2 separate regions of the Homo sapiens genome follow, and region 2 is linked to region 1. Evidence: chromatin contacts called from ENCODE Hi-C or POLR2A ChIA-PET data. All regions are on one chromosome and are shown on one strand. Each heading gives the region's core, a stretch centred on a gene start or an enhancer-like site at or near the end of the contact. The rest is flanking DNA. Distances are from core to core; before and after follow the strand shown.

Region 1 (6,080 bases), core at 3,581-6,080:
TAGAGTGAGCCCAGGCCCCGCCACTGCACTCCAGCTTGGGCAACAGAGTGAGACTCTGTCTTGAAAAAATAAGAAAGACTGTAAACGAATGCTGTAACTGCTACAGTGTACAAAAATTAAATATTACCCCATGCATGCAGGTTGGAACTTCAGATTTGGAATAGTTTCAACCAATTCTTCTCTTATCCCACTTCAATCCATTTTTCACACAGAAATATGAAATTGTCACGCCTCTGCTTAAAATCCTTCAACATCTCCTCATTGTTCTTAGAATAAAGTCCAAACAAGGCATGAACTGACCTTGACTGCCACTCCAACCTCATCCCCCACTCCACACACCAACTCTGCTGCAGCCCTGCTGGTCCTTCTGTTCTGCCTCCTACAGCTGCTCCCATCTCAGGGCTTGTGTCCCAGGTGGTGCCTTCTCAGCCTGGACTCTTAGCTTAGATGTCATCATAAGACAGGCCTTCCCTGACTACCCCACTCACCCTTGAGTCCATTTCATCAGCCCCTTGTCTGTTCCCCTCATATATCTTACAATCAAAACTATTTTTTCATGGAAAACACAAAAGTCAGGTGAAAAATACCACATCTCTCTCACCATTTTACCCCCAATAATTACTAGGTTGGTGCGAAAGTCGTTGCGGTTTTTGCCTTTTTTTTTTTTTTTTTAAAAAAAAAAAAAAGGCAAAAACCGCAACGACTTTCGCACCAACCTAATAGCATGTACTGGACACTAAGTAAATATTTATTCAGTAAATATATAAATGAGTGAGCAAATCAAAACCATGGAATAAATAAATATCTTAGAGATATTTTTCTAACTCTTTTGAAATATCTTTTACTTCTATTAGAGAAAAATACTCAGCATTTTTAACTCATGACATTCTATAAATAAATTAATCCATTATTTGTAATTTACACCAAGATGCTTGTTCAACTCTTTGGCAATGGTAATTTTTCAAAATCAGTCACTGCTATTTGATTTGGTTTCTCAAGAGCTGTGGGCAAAATGTGGTAATAAGAGCATCATTTTAATGGTAAATGAATAAGTGAAGTCACAACAAGATTCAATTAAATTCTAGCCCCAGGTGCAACTACAGATGCTTATGGTCTGTGAAAAATCCCAGTGTATCAGAAAACAACTACAGCAATCAGCTGAATAAAGCTCAATTCCTAAGGGGTCAAACTATTAAACTGTAATTATCTAGAGTAGGCACTAAAAACCATTTACCTAGGTTAATTCTCATGTGTAAACACAATAATGTGGCATTTTATCATTCATATGAACACAGGCCAAAACACTATTGGGCTGCATTTAGCTATTTCATTAAACTTAATTTTATAAAATACATTTAGGAAGCTCCAGCTTCATTGTGTATCTCCTAAAAAGCTCTCATAATATAGTGATCAAGGGCTTATAAACACATTTGAAATTATATCCCGGAATTTTCTCTTCCTAAGAAGTACAAGATACAGAACAATAACTGAAAACTTAAGAAACACTGGAAAAGATATACTAAGAGAATAAGAATGGAAACCAGTTAAAAAGATATATTCATACCAAAGAGTGATTATTGGCCAGGCACGGTGGCTCACACCTGTAATCCCAGCACTTTGGGAGGCTGAGGCAGGTGGATCACCTGAGGTTAGGAGTTTGAGACCAGCCTGGCCAACGTGGCAAAACCCCGTCTCTACTAAAAATACAAAAATTAGCCAGGTGTGGTGGCGCATGCCTGTAATCTCAGCTGCTTGGGAGGCCGAGGCAAAAAAATTGCCTGAACCCGGGAAGCAGAGGTTGCAGTGAGCCGAGATCATCCCACTGCACTCCAGCCTGGGCAACAGATTGCAAGACTCCACATCTCAAAAACAAAAAAAAAGAGCAATTATTAAAACCACAGACTATGTCATCATTGAAACCCTATCGACGAGTCCTTATCTTTTAAAGAAATGTGCTGAAATATTCACAGATAAAATGATAGGATATCTAGGGATGTGCTTCAAAACCATTTAGCAAGAAGGGAACAGGGAAGGCTACATAGGATACACTAAGCAAGGCTGGCCGTGAGACGATCGTTATTAAAGAGGGTGGTAGGTGCGTCACACACACTCTTCTCATTCTATAAATGTTTGAAATTCTCCATCATCAACGGTTTAAAAAATTAACCTTATCTCTTAATTGTAGAAAATTCTGTGGCTATTTTAAATTGTGTTCTTTTTTTTTTTTTTGAGACGGAGTCTTGCTCTGTCACCAGCCTGGAGTGCAGCAGTGTGATCTTGGCTCACTGCAACCTCCGCCTCCTGGATTCGAGTGATTCTCTTGCCTCAGCCTCTCGAGTAGCTGGGACTACAGGCACACACCACCATGCCTGGCTAATTTTTGTATTTTTAGTAGAGACGGAGTTTCACTATGTTGGCCAGGCTGGTCTTGAACTCCTGACCTCAGGTGATCCGCCCACCTCTGCCTCCCAAAGTGCTGGGATTACAGGCATAAGCCACCACGCCTGGCCCAAAATTGTGCTCTTAAAGACGATTTAAGGATATGAGTAGATGCATATAGTTATTATGCTAAGTGAGATAAACATGAACAACATGATCCAGAAGGTGTGTATCTGGAATGGTAACAACTGTTATCTCTTGGTGGCAGCATTACAAGATGATTATATTTTCTTCTGTACACTTTTATAGTTTTTCAAAATTCTCTACAATGAACAGGAATTAGTTACAAAATCAGGGGAAAACCATAAATGTTATTAAAAAATAAAATAAAAGTAATCGTTACCATTTTCCTCTGACACCGCATATTCAAACAGATTGTTTAGCTTTGGTAAAACTGGCTTTATAACATGTATCTAAAAATAAGAGCAAAAAAATCATATGAAATGAAAATGCATCTTGAAAAATGTCAGGCAATTTTCATCTCTTTATTTCACAGTAGCTCTTCTGTTTCTACAAAACATATGTAGAAAGAGCCTGATTTATCCAGTTTTTCAAACAATAGTATGATTCAGGTATGTAAGACTGAGTATGGCAAAGCTAATGAATATAACCACATTACAGCTACATTAAAGTCTACCATTTATACAGTGATTATCATAAATCATGTCATAGAATCCTCAACTGTCCTGGCAGGCAGGTAGGACTGCCAATACTAAGATATTACAAAGAGAAAAAAGACACTGAAATGTTTTCTCTAGTCACTCAAGTTGTTCATGGCTGCACACGCTTAGAACGGCCAGTTCGGAGTTCCATGTTCTTAATACCACATAGCCAAAGTTGCTGACACGTTTGCTTGAGATTAATTTACATATCCTTCAAAATATGGATAAATTTGGGTTTCTAAATAAATAATGGGGGTTTTATGGATCTACTGATTAAAGAAAACCATAAAAGTTAATTTGAATTTAGAAATGCTTTTTCTTTACTCCTCATCCTTGCATCTATATATATTTAGCACATATAAGTAATTATTTAAGTCCACAAACAAGGTTTGGTGCACATTTGGATTGACACCTCACAATGACTCCACAGATGGCTGGCACCTCTGTGGTCCCCAACTTGCAGAATGGAAACCATGGTTCTCAAAGTGTAGTTCCCAGAACAGCAGCATACATATCACCTGGGAACTTGTAAAAAACTCAAAAGTCCTGGACGGGTGCGGTGGCTCACGCCTGTAATCCCAGCACTTTGGGAGGCCAAGGCGGGTGGATTACTTGAGGTCAGGAGTGCAAGACCAGCCTGGCCAACATGGTGGAACCCCATCTCTACTAAAAATACAAAAATTAGCCAGTGTCGTGGCTGTAGTCCCAGCTACTTGGGAGGCTGAGGCAGGAGAATCACTTGAACCCAGGAGGCGGATGTTGCAGTGAGCTGAGATCGTGCCACTGAACCCCAGCCTGGGCGAGAGAGCAAGACTCTGTCTCCAAAAAAAAAAAAAAAAAAAAAAAAAAAACTCAAAAGTCCCAGGCCCCACCCCGACCTACTGAACCAGAAAGTCTGAGGACAGGGCATGGCAATTTATACTTTATAATAAGCCATTTGGGTGATACTGATACTGATAAACGTTAAAGTTTTAGAATGGCAAGGGAAGATCAAATTTTTGAATAATTTGTCAACTGAAAGTATTCTTTAACTTCCTGAAACAACTTACACTCTAAGTTGCATTTATGCCAGACAACAAAGTATACTTGGATTCTATCATCACCAGCTATATCTGAGTTAGTCTCTTTGTATCGCTTTTAATGAATGTTTTTAAAAAAGAAAAATTGTTATCTACTGTAGGATTTGCTAAAATAGAAAAACACTTACCTGATTTCCTTCTAAAGTCTCCATAATTAAAATATAATTTTCCCAAAACTTTAGAAGCTCATCTTTTTTCCTCTCAGACCACCAAAACAGACTTGGGCCTGATATGGTTTAAAAAAGAAAATTAGTTCTTCCTTTTGCAAATTTCATAAGTTTCTCAATGACAGCAGTTCTTAAAATAATGCCACTATTACCAAATGGATTCTCTAATAATGGAGGTGCCCCTGTATCAGAGCCTGGATAGGGGGCTTGGGAATCTCAGAGGGAGATTTTTTTTTGCACTAAGATTACTGTTTTGGAGTTCTGGGTAAAAATGGCAGATTTGCACATATAAACTCTACTTTCTCTCCCTAAGAATCTCACTATAACAGTAAAGGATTTTTCAAGGGCAAAACCCCAAAAGAATGGAGAACACTGGGGGCAGACAACAGCAATAAAATACAGAATCTGAAAATCAGATGAAAACCAAGTTGACTCAAGTCATGAGAATTTTAAGTTGACAAAGGGAAAGCCAGGAAACAATTTGATTTATGCTGCAAAATCCCCCGGAACCAAAGGAAGTGGCTGCAAAAGTTACTCTGGTAAGTGGAGTGAAAAGTGAGGCTAAACCAAAGAGGATGTGTTCAGTGTTTAAGAAACAGTCACATCCCCAGGCCACTTTCCTATGTCCTGAACAGGAAAAGACTAGAACTGCTTTTCTGGAGAAGGTAAAATAGTGCGTCTCTGAATTGGGAGGCACAGGACACAGCAGACATTAGTCCTACTGACAAAGGGGATTCAGCGAACATGTGTGCACCCTGGGTGCTGCGACTCCTCTCTACCTGCCCCCTCAGGTCCTAGAATGCTGGCCAGGCCCTCACTATGCATCAGACAACTGGAAGATGTTCTCTGCAGAATCTGGCCAGCCCAGGAGGAAAGATCTGAAAATATATCAGAGATTCCTTAATGAAATGGCTTGGCCAAATCACCTTATGGTGAAGTTCAGTCAACAGCACCACTCATGGGCTTAGAGCTTTAAACCCAATTTTGATTTCTTATCCTTAAACATAAATAGGGATCTAAGAATCATCAGACAGTTGGGGAAACCTCTACACTAAAGATCAAGACCAAAACAAATGGAGTGGGAGGAGGAAATTGGAGAAAACAAAATTACACAGGTAGAAGAAAACTTTTAAAAGAGTTTTCAGCAATATCTTAAGAAGATAGTAGTATTATAAGAACAGGATATTATTAAAAAGGGGACATTCTGACCAGGCTTGGTGGCTCATGCCTGTAATCCCAACACTTTGGGAGGCTGAGGCAGGAGGATTGCTTGAGGCCAGGAGCTTGAGACCAGCCTGGTACAACATAGCAAGACCCTGTCTCTACAAGGAAATTTAAAAAATTATCAGGGCATGGTGGTGCACACCTATCGTCCCAGCTTCTCTGGAGGCTGAGATGAGAGGATCACTTGAGCCCAGTATTTTGAAGTTATAGTGAGCTATAATCACGCCACTGCACCCTAGCCTGGGCAAGAGCGAGGATTTGTCTCTAAAACACACACACACACACACACACACACACACACACACACACACAAAGGGGACATTTAAAAAAAAAAACTCAATCCAAAATCATAGAAAATCCTTAGGAGAGAAAAGATGCTTTCAAGAAAGTCCAGGAAGTTCAATATCTAAAAAAAGAACAGAAAACAGAAAGGGACGAAATAATCCACAGAATATTCTAGAAAATTTCCCAGAACTGAAGAACATGATTTCCAGATTGCACAGGAGGTC
Region 2 (6,373 bases), core at 3,802-6,301, 410 kb after region 1:
GAGGTGGGTGGTTCCTCTCTTGCAAGCTTATCTTCACTTTGCAGCCCTGGTAAGTAACTGCTGAGCGTTGCACAATCAGGGAGAAAATATTTACAATGAAAGTTGATCCAGAAAGACTTAGACAAGGGTCAGTGTACCTTCAGTTTAGCCTGACCTCTTCCAGATGAAGTGACTTTGGACAAGGGTTGTAATCTCTCCATGCCTTAGGGAGAGACAGAGACATATGGTACAAAAAGCAGGAGCTTCAGAGTCAGAGAAATGAATTCGAATCCTTCCTCCCCATTCACTAACCTGGGAGTTTGGGCAACAGGGATCATCTCAGATTATATTTCCTATCTCAGAGTATTTTGCAGATTAAATGAGATAAACTCGAGATGGTCTGCAAGGTATAGGCACATGCCACCACCTCCTCCTCCCACATCAATACAAAGTTCCTCATCTTTTTTTTTTTTTTTTCTTTGAGGTGGAGTCTCACTCTGTCACCCAGGCTGGAGTGCAGTGGTATGACCCCAGCTCACTGCAGCCTCTGCCTCCCAGGTTCAAGCGATTCTCCTCTCTCAACCTCCCAAGTAGCTGGGGTTACAGGCGCCACCATGCCCCGTATGGTGGGATTACAGGCCGCCACCATGCCCAGCTAATTTTGTATTTTTAGTAGAGACGGGGTTTTCCCATGTTGACCAGGCTGGTCTTGAACTCCTGACCTCAGGTGATCCACCCGCCTCAGCCTCCCAAAGTGCTGGGATTACAGGCGTAAGCCACCGTGCCTGGCCCCTCATCTTTTTGATAAGGGAGTTGGAGGGGATGACCAGCAAGGCCACTTTCGGCTCGGACCCAATGCAGTCCCAAGAAATCACAGGAGCAGTAAGTTATTCTCCTTCCTGTGTCCAGCCCCAGGCTCCAGTCTCAGCCGGTATTCTAAAACCATCAGGACTCCAAGAGGTCCAGGCAAAGTCTGAGCCCCACATCCACTCAGCCCCCAGTACCGCTGCTCTATCCTCCGCGGGCTTCTCCGTTCCATGGCCCAGTGGGGCTCTTCCTTCCTAATTTTCTGCACTTTCTTGAGGGTTGCCGGTTAGGTAGGAATGAATTCTAAGACACTCAGACCTCAGCCACTATTCTGGTGGGTGGCACAATGGATAGAATCTTCCTTGAGCCAGACACTGGAAATGAATTCACTCCTTGAAGGCTGATGGCTTTGGACACATCTGCTCCTCAACGTCCTTGCCTCTCAAATGATAGCGTGGCCCAGCCACCCTTGGATGGTTAGGTGGGATTTTCTGCTGGAATTGTGCATCTTGGGAAAATGTTTTGAAAAGCCTGAAACTCTGGAAAGATGGGAGTAGGATGGAGACTCCAGTTTGAGTCTCTAAGCCAGGTCTGCAGGATGGGCCCCTCCAACTGAGTAAGTGCCTGCTGTCCTTTTCCCGGCACCCCCACTGGCCAACTCCTCCTCAGCCAGAGATGTTGGGGCTATTTCCATCTGTGCGCTAAACCCTCGTGGATGGGCGTGGCCACCTTTCCATAGGAAACCACCCAGTGGTAAGTCCTCTATCACCCTCTCGTGACCTCTAGGTAGGTGGCCATATGTCCCCTTTACCCAGTTTATTCCGGTGAATAGTGCCTCCTTTCATTCTCAAACAAGTGTCCCAGCTGGCACAAGAAAACACGGGGTCACTGCACCTCTAGGCCAAGTGACACCTCTACAGACACCGCCTCTGGGCAAGCTGGGTCACCTCTGCACGGAGTCGTTTCAGGGTGGGTCAGCCCCTTTGGACATCATGTAACGTGGTCATTATCCTCTACATCACTGTTACAAAAGAGAATGTAACTTCAAGGTAACAGAAGAAAGATCAGAGGGCACCGGCCTTCCTCCATGAGGACGCAGCTCCATTTGCAGCCCTGGCTGACCACCTTCTTTGGTCCGCTTCTCTTCTGTTTCGTTCTTTAGCCTAAGGCTTACCTCTGCCAACGTCAGCATGAGGAGGCGCCACGGCCCCCTGCACCCAGAGCTGCCCTGGCAGTGGCTCCCAAGGCCACGGAGCAGCCCCCGGCTGAGGAGAGGCATATGACAGCCAAGGACATTCTGCACCCAACAGACCGAAGCTCCTTATCCCAGGCTGATTGTTCTCGGCTATGATGGCACCATGGCAAGGGAAACTTGAACGAAGGCTTGGGATGACACAGATAGGTGAGCTGCTGATGTTTTCACATTTCTTTTTCCTCCTCAGCCAGCAGTTGCATGGTTTTTCTTATGGATTGGAGAGGGAACACTGCCTGCCAGAACACTGCATGTGTGCAAATGTTTATAATAATGCTACTCCCATGACGGTGTGTCTTAGAGGCACGTCAAGGACAGGAGCCCTTTTTCCATTTTACGGATGAGGAAACTAAAGAAGGAAAGAAATTCTGCTCCTCAGCCGGGCGCGGTGGCTCACGCCTGTAATCCCAGCACTTTGGGAGGCCGAGGCAGGCGGATCACTTGAGGTCAGGAGTTCAAGACCAGCCTGGCCTACGTAGTGAAAGCCCATCTCTACTAAAAATACAAAAATTAGCCAGGTATGGTGGCAGCTTCCTGTAATCCCAGCTACTCGGGAGACTGAGGCAGGAGAATCACTTGAACCTGGGAGGCAGAGGTTGCAGTGAGCTGAGATCGCACCACTGCACTCCAGCCTACGTGACACAGCGAGATTCTGTCTCAAAAAAAAAAAAAAGGAATTCTGCTCCTTAACTTGACCTAATGAATTAGGCTTCCTTCTAGAAATAATTAAGGCTTAGATCAAATTGTATCCGAAACAGAAAGTGAAATAGGGCATGTTCTCACTCAGAAGTGGGAGCTAAATGCTGAGTAGTGAGGGTCATGTAGAGTGGATAATGAGACTTCAAAAAGTGGAAGGAGGGGCAGTGAGGGCTGAGAAAACTCCTGCTGGGTACAATGTTCACTCTTCAGGTGCAGGCACACCAAACACCCAGACTCCCAGACTTCCCAATATGTTCATGTAACCAAACTGCACCTGTACCCCCTAAATCTATAAAAATACACAATTTTTAAAATATTCTTCACAGACACGCACACTCACACACTCACACAAACTCTCCACTCCTCCGAGGCCCTTGCCTGGCTTCCCTCCTCTGGTTTCACTCATGATGCTTTCCTATCTCCCGGCTATAAATACACCACACTCAAACATGTCTCTTGGTTTCACTCCATTGGCCAAAGAAGTGGTTATCCAGAAGCAGCCAGTGAGGGGAGAGGCAACACATTTGCTCAGTCCAGGACAAAGGTGGCCCACAAAAACAAAATGTTTTCTTGCCTTTTGATGCATCTGACAGAGTGCTATTGAGGGAGGCCTGGGCCTGTCCCATACTCTCCGGGCCTACAAATACTTTCAGTATCCACCAGCACTGGGGGCTGATCACACAAGAATACAAAAGCTTCTCAGCCTGATGCGGTGGCTCATGCCTATAATCTCAGCACTTTGGGAGGCCAAGGCAGATGGATCACTTAAGGTCACCAGTTCAAGACCAGCCTGGCCAACATGGTAAAACCTCGTCTCCACTGAAAATACAAAAAAATCATCCAGGCATGGTGGCACATGCCTGTACTCCCAGCTACTTGGGAGCCTGAGGAAGGAGAATCGCTTGAACCTTGGAGGTGGAGGTTGCAGTGAGCCGAGATCGGGCTACTGCACTCCAGCCTGGGAGACAGAGCGAGACTCTGTCTCAAAAAAAAAAAAAAAAAAAAATCTCATTTTAGATCCTGCCTAAGCCACAGACTGACATGAGGCCCCCTCATTGCCAACCACTAGTTCAGCTGTGGGAAAGCCACCTCCAGGTCTTTTGTGAGAGAATCAAGGTCAGACCCCAGAGAAGCCATCTCTTCTAACTACCATGGTCTTCCTGACTCCCATTCAGAGTCAATCCTTCCTCTATTTCTCACAGACTTTTATTATTGTTATTGTCTTTAATGAAGATGTACCTAGAGTCATATATCATGATATTATTGTTTCAAATATTATTAGTAGTAGTATTTATTGGGTGCTAGTTTGTATTGAGTGCCTTTCATTCATCATCACACGTGATCTTCTTAACAAACCTAGAGTGTAGGTAACATTAATACTATACTATTATCACCATCACACCGATGAGGAAACTGTGACTCAGAAGGTTAAGTAATGTGCCCAAAGTCACACAGCTACTAAATGACAGAGCCACATTTTAAACTCAGGGTTGACAGACTCCACCAAAGATCATCTATTCCAACGCTTCCCATATGGAACACTATGCCAAGAGATGCATAGTTGCTATCTGACCTAAAATGGGTGGATAGGGAAGTTCTGGATTAAATAAGTTTAAGAAATACTACATACCCAGTGGTCCCCAGACTTGTTGGTTTCAGGAACCCTTTGCACCCTTAAAAATTATCAAGAGTAGGCCAGATGTAGTGACTCCTGCCTGTAGTCCCAGCACCCTGGGAGGTCAAGGCGGGAGGACTGCTTGAGTCCAGGAGTTTGAGACCAGCCTGGGCAACTTAGCGAGACCCCATCTCTACAGAAAAATGTATAAATTAGCCGGGTGTGGTGTTATGCACCTATAGTCCCAGCTACTCAGGAGGCTGAGGCAGGAGGATCATTTGAGTCTAGGAAGTCAAGACTGCAGTGAGCCATGATTATGCCACTGCACTTCAGCCTGGGCAGCAGAGCAAGACCATGTCTCAAAAAAAAAAATCAAAATCTTCAAAGAGCTTTTGTTTATGTGGGTTATGCCTATCAATATTTACTATCATCAAAATTAAACTGGAAATTTTTTAAAATATGCAATCGTTCACTTAAAAATAATAATAAATTTACTCCCTGCTAACACCATATTTTTGTGAAAAATGACTCTATTTCCCAAAACAAAAATACCAGTGAAAAGAGTGGCACTGTCCCACGTTTTGGTCCAACTCCTCAGTGTTCCGCTTAAGAGCTGGATTTTCACTTCTGCTTCTGAATTCAACCTGTTGCACTATCATGTAGGCTCTAGAAAATTCCAGTGTATGCTTGTGACAAAGTAAGGGTAAAATGATGCCTTAGTCTTGTTCTGAAAGTAGTGTCGACTTAACTGACCCTCCTGAAAGGGTCTCAAGGACCCTTGAAACTTCTGGCCCACACACTGAAAACCACCACTGTACTTTGAATTCTTTTTTTTTTTTTTTTTTTTTGAGACGGAGTCTCGCTCTGTCACCCAGGCTGGAGTGCAGTGGTGCGATCTCAGCTCACTGACACCTCCGCCTCCCAGGTTCAAGCAATTCTCCTGCCTCAGCCTCCTGAGTAGCTGGGATTACAGGCGTACACCACCATGCCTGGCTAATTTTTGTATTTTTAGTAGGGACAGGGCTACCAGGCATTCTTTTAGAAACTCACAGCGCATATCAGCCAGGCGCAGACTCTGAGAAGTCCTGCATGAAGGGATCATCTATAAGGTCTAATTGAATGTTTCCCAGAGTTATTGAGTGGAACATGCTTGTTAATTGACATACCCTATGACATCATGTGGAACGGCTTTCCAGTGCTAACCGTATGAAAATCTCACTAATCTGCCAGCCTCCCACCCTCAGGCAGGGTAACCCTAGAGCCACTCAGGAAACACATTTTGCATTTCACTACACTAAATCTTGCCTTGTCAAGCCGTCAACCCTCAGCGTTTCTTCCAGGGAAGCCGCGCAGCTCAGTGGAAAGACCACAGACTCAAGGCTTGAAATCTGCATCCACCACTTAACTAATTGTGTGACAACAGGAAAGACACTGAAATGCCCTTAGTCCTTCTCATCTGTAAAATGAGAGTAACACCTAATAGTGAAAGTTCCATAATCACTTTTTGTATCATCAGTCTAGACAGAGACCTGATCTCTACTATGTAACCAAACCACACACTTCATGCATTTCAAATCACGGGGTCTCTCTTGGCTCCTGTTGTTCTTGATCATGTTTTGTCACAATTTTGTTCATTTGCTTCATGTTGTTCTTCTGTCTGAGATGCACTCCCCATCTTTCTGCCTGGAAAACTTCTATGCATCCTTCAAAACCCTGATCAAAGTCCAACTCCTTTAGGAAGCCTTTTCTGACACCCCTGTCGCATTTCTTAGCCTTCAGCCCTCAGCACAGACCTCCTCAAACCTCAGAGGCAGTGCCTTCCTCGTGGTCACTTCACTGTCTGTCCCAAGTCTCTCTCTCCCCACCTCAGGCCCTGAGCTCCTCAAAGTCACTCTGCCTCCTTCTGCTCCATGCATACACAAGGTAAACCTCGAACAGCACTCATTCAGTAGAGGTTATCATTTCCTGTGAGACTAAGCCCACCAAGAAATCCTTTAGCCTTTCCTTGAGCACTAGTTGTT

What was found. A loop is a pair of places that touch in the nucleus more often than their neighbours do. ChIA-PET counts read pairs that join two places held with the same protein, here RNA polymerase II (POLR2A). Pooled maps may share reads with other maps.
Region 2: POLR2A ChIA-PET joins it to region 1 with 13 read pairs in PC-9. The contact joins two enhancer-like sites. A Hi-C loop is called at or near these places in 2 of 50 pooled maps. POLR2A ChIA-PET finds 5 or more read pairs at or near these places in 3 of 52 experiments (GM12878, HepG2 and PC-9).

What each region holds. Positions count from the first base shown.
Region 1 is chr1:234,468,406-234,474,485 of GRCh38, forward strand. TARBP1 (tRNA guanosine 2 -O-methyltransferase TARBP1) reads right to left here. Exons shown (of 30, transcript NM_005646.4): 2 at 4,309-4,406; 3 at 2,783-2,852. Among named protein-coding and RNA genes, the nearest start is that of TARBP1, 7.7 kb to the right of the region's middle. Within about 2 kb of position 4,831, at least 2 of the 41 ENCODE cell types and tissues checked have a DNase peak (open chromatin) inside an H3K27ac peak, as active enhancers do; they include GM12878, where a contact is called at or near this core.
Region 2 is chr1:234,876,485-234,882,857 of GRCh38, forward strand. It overlaps LOC107985365 (a long non-coding RNA gene), which reads right to left and starts at 342. Exons shown (of 3, transcript XR_001738533.2): 1 at 1-342. RefSeq lists enhancers at 1-108, 6,114-6,183, a cis regulatory region at 27-44 and a silencer at 5,594-5,730. Within about 2 kb of position 5,052, at least 4 of the 41 ENCODE cell types and tissues checked have a DNase peak (open chromatin) inside an H3K27ac peak, as active enhancers do; they include GM12878, where a contact is called at or near this core.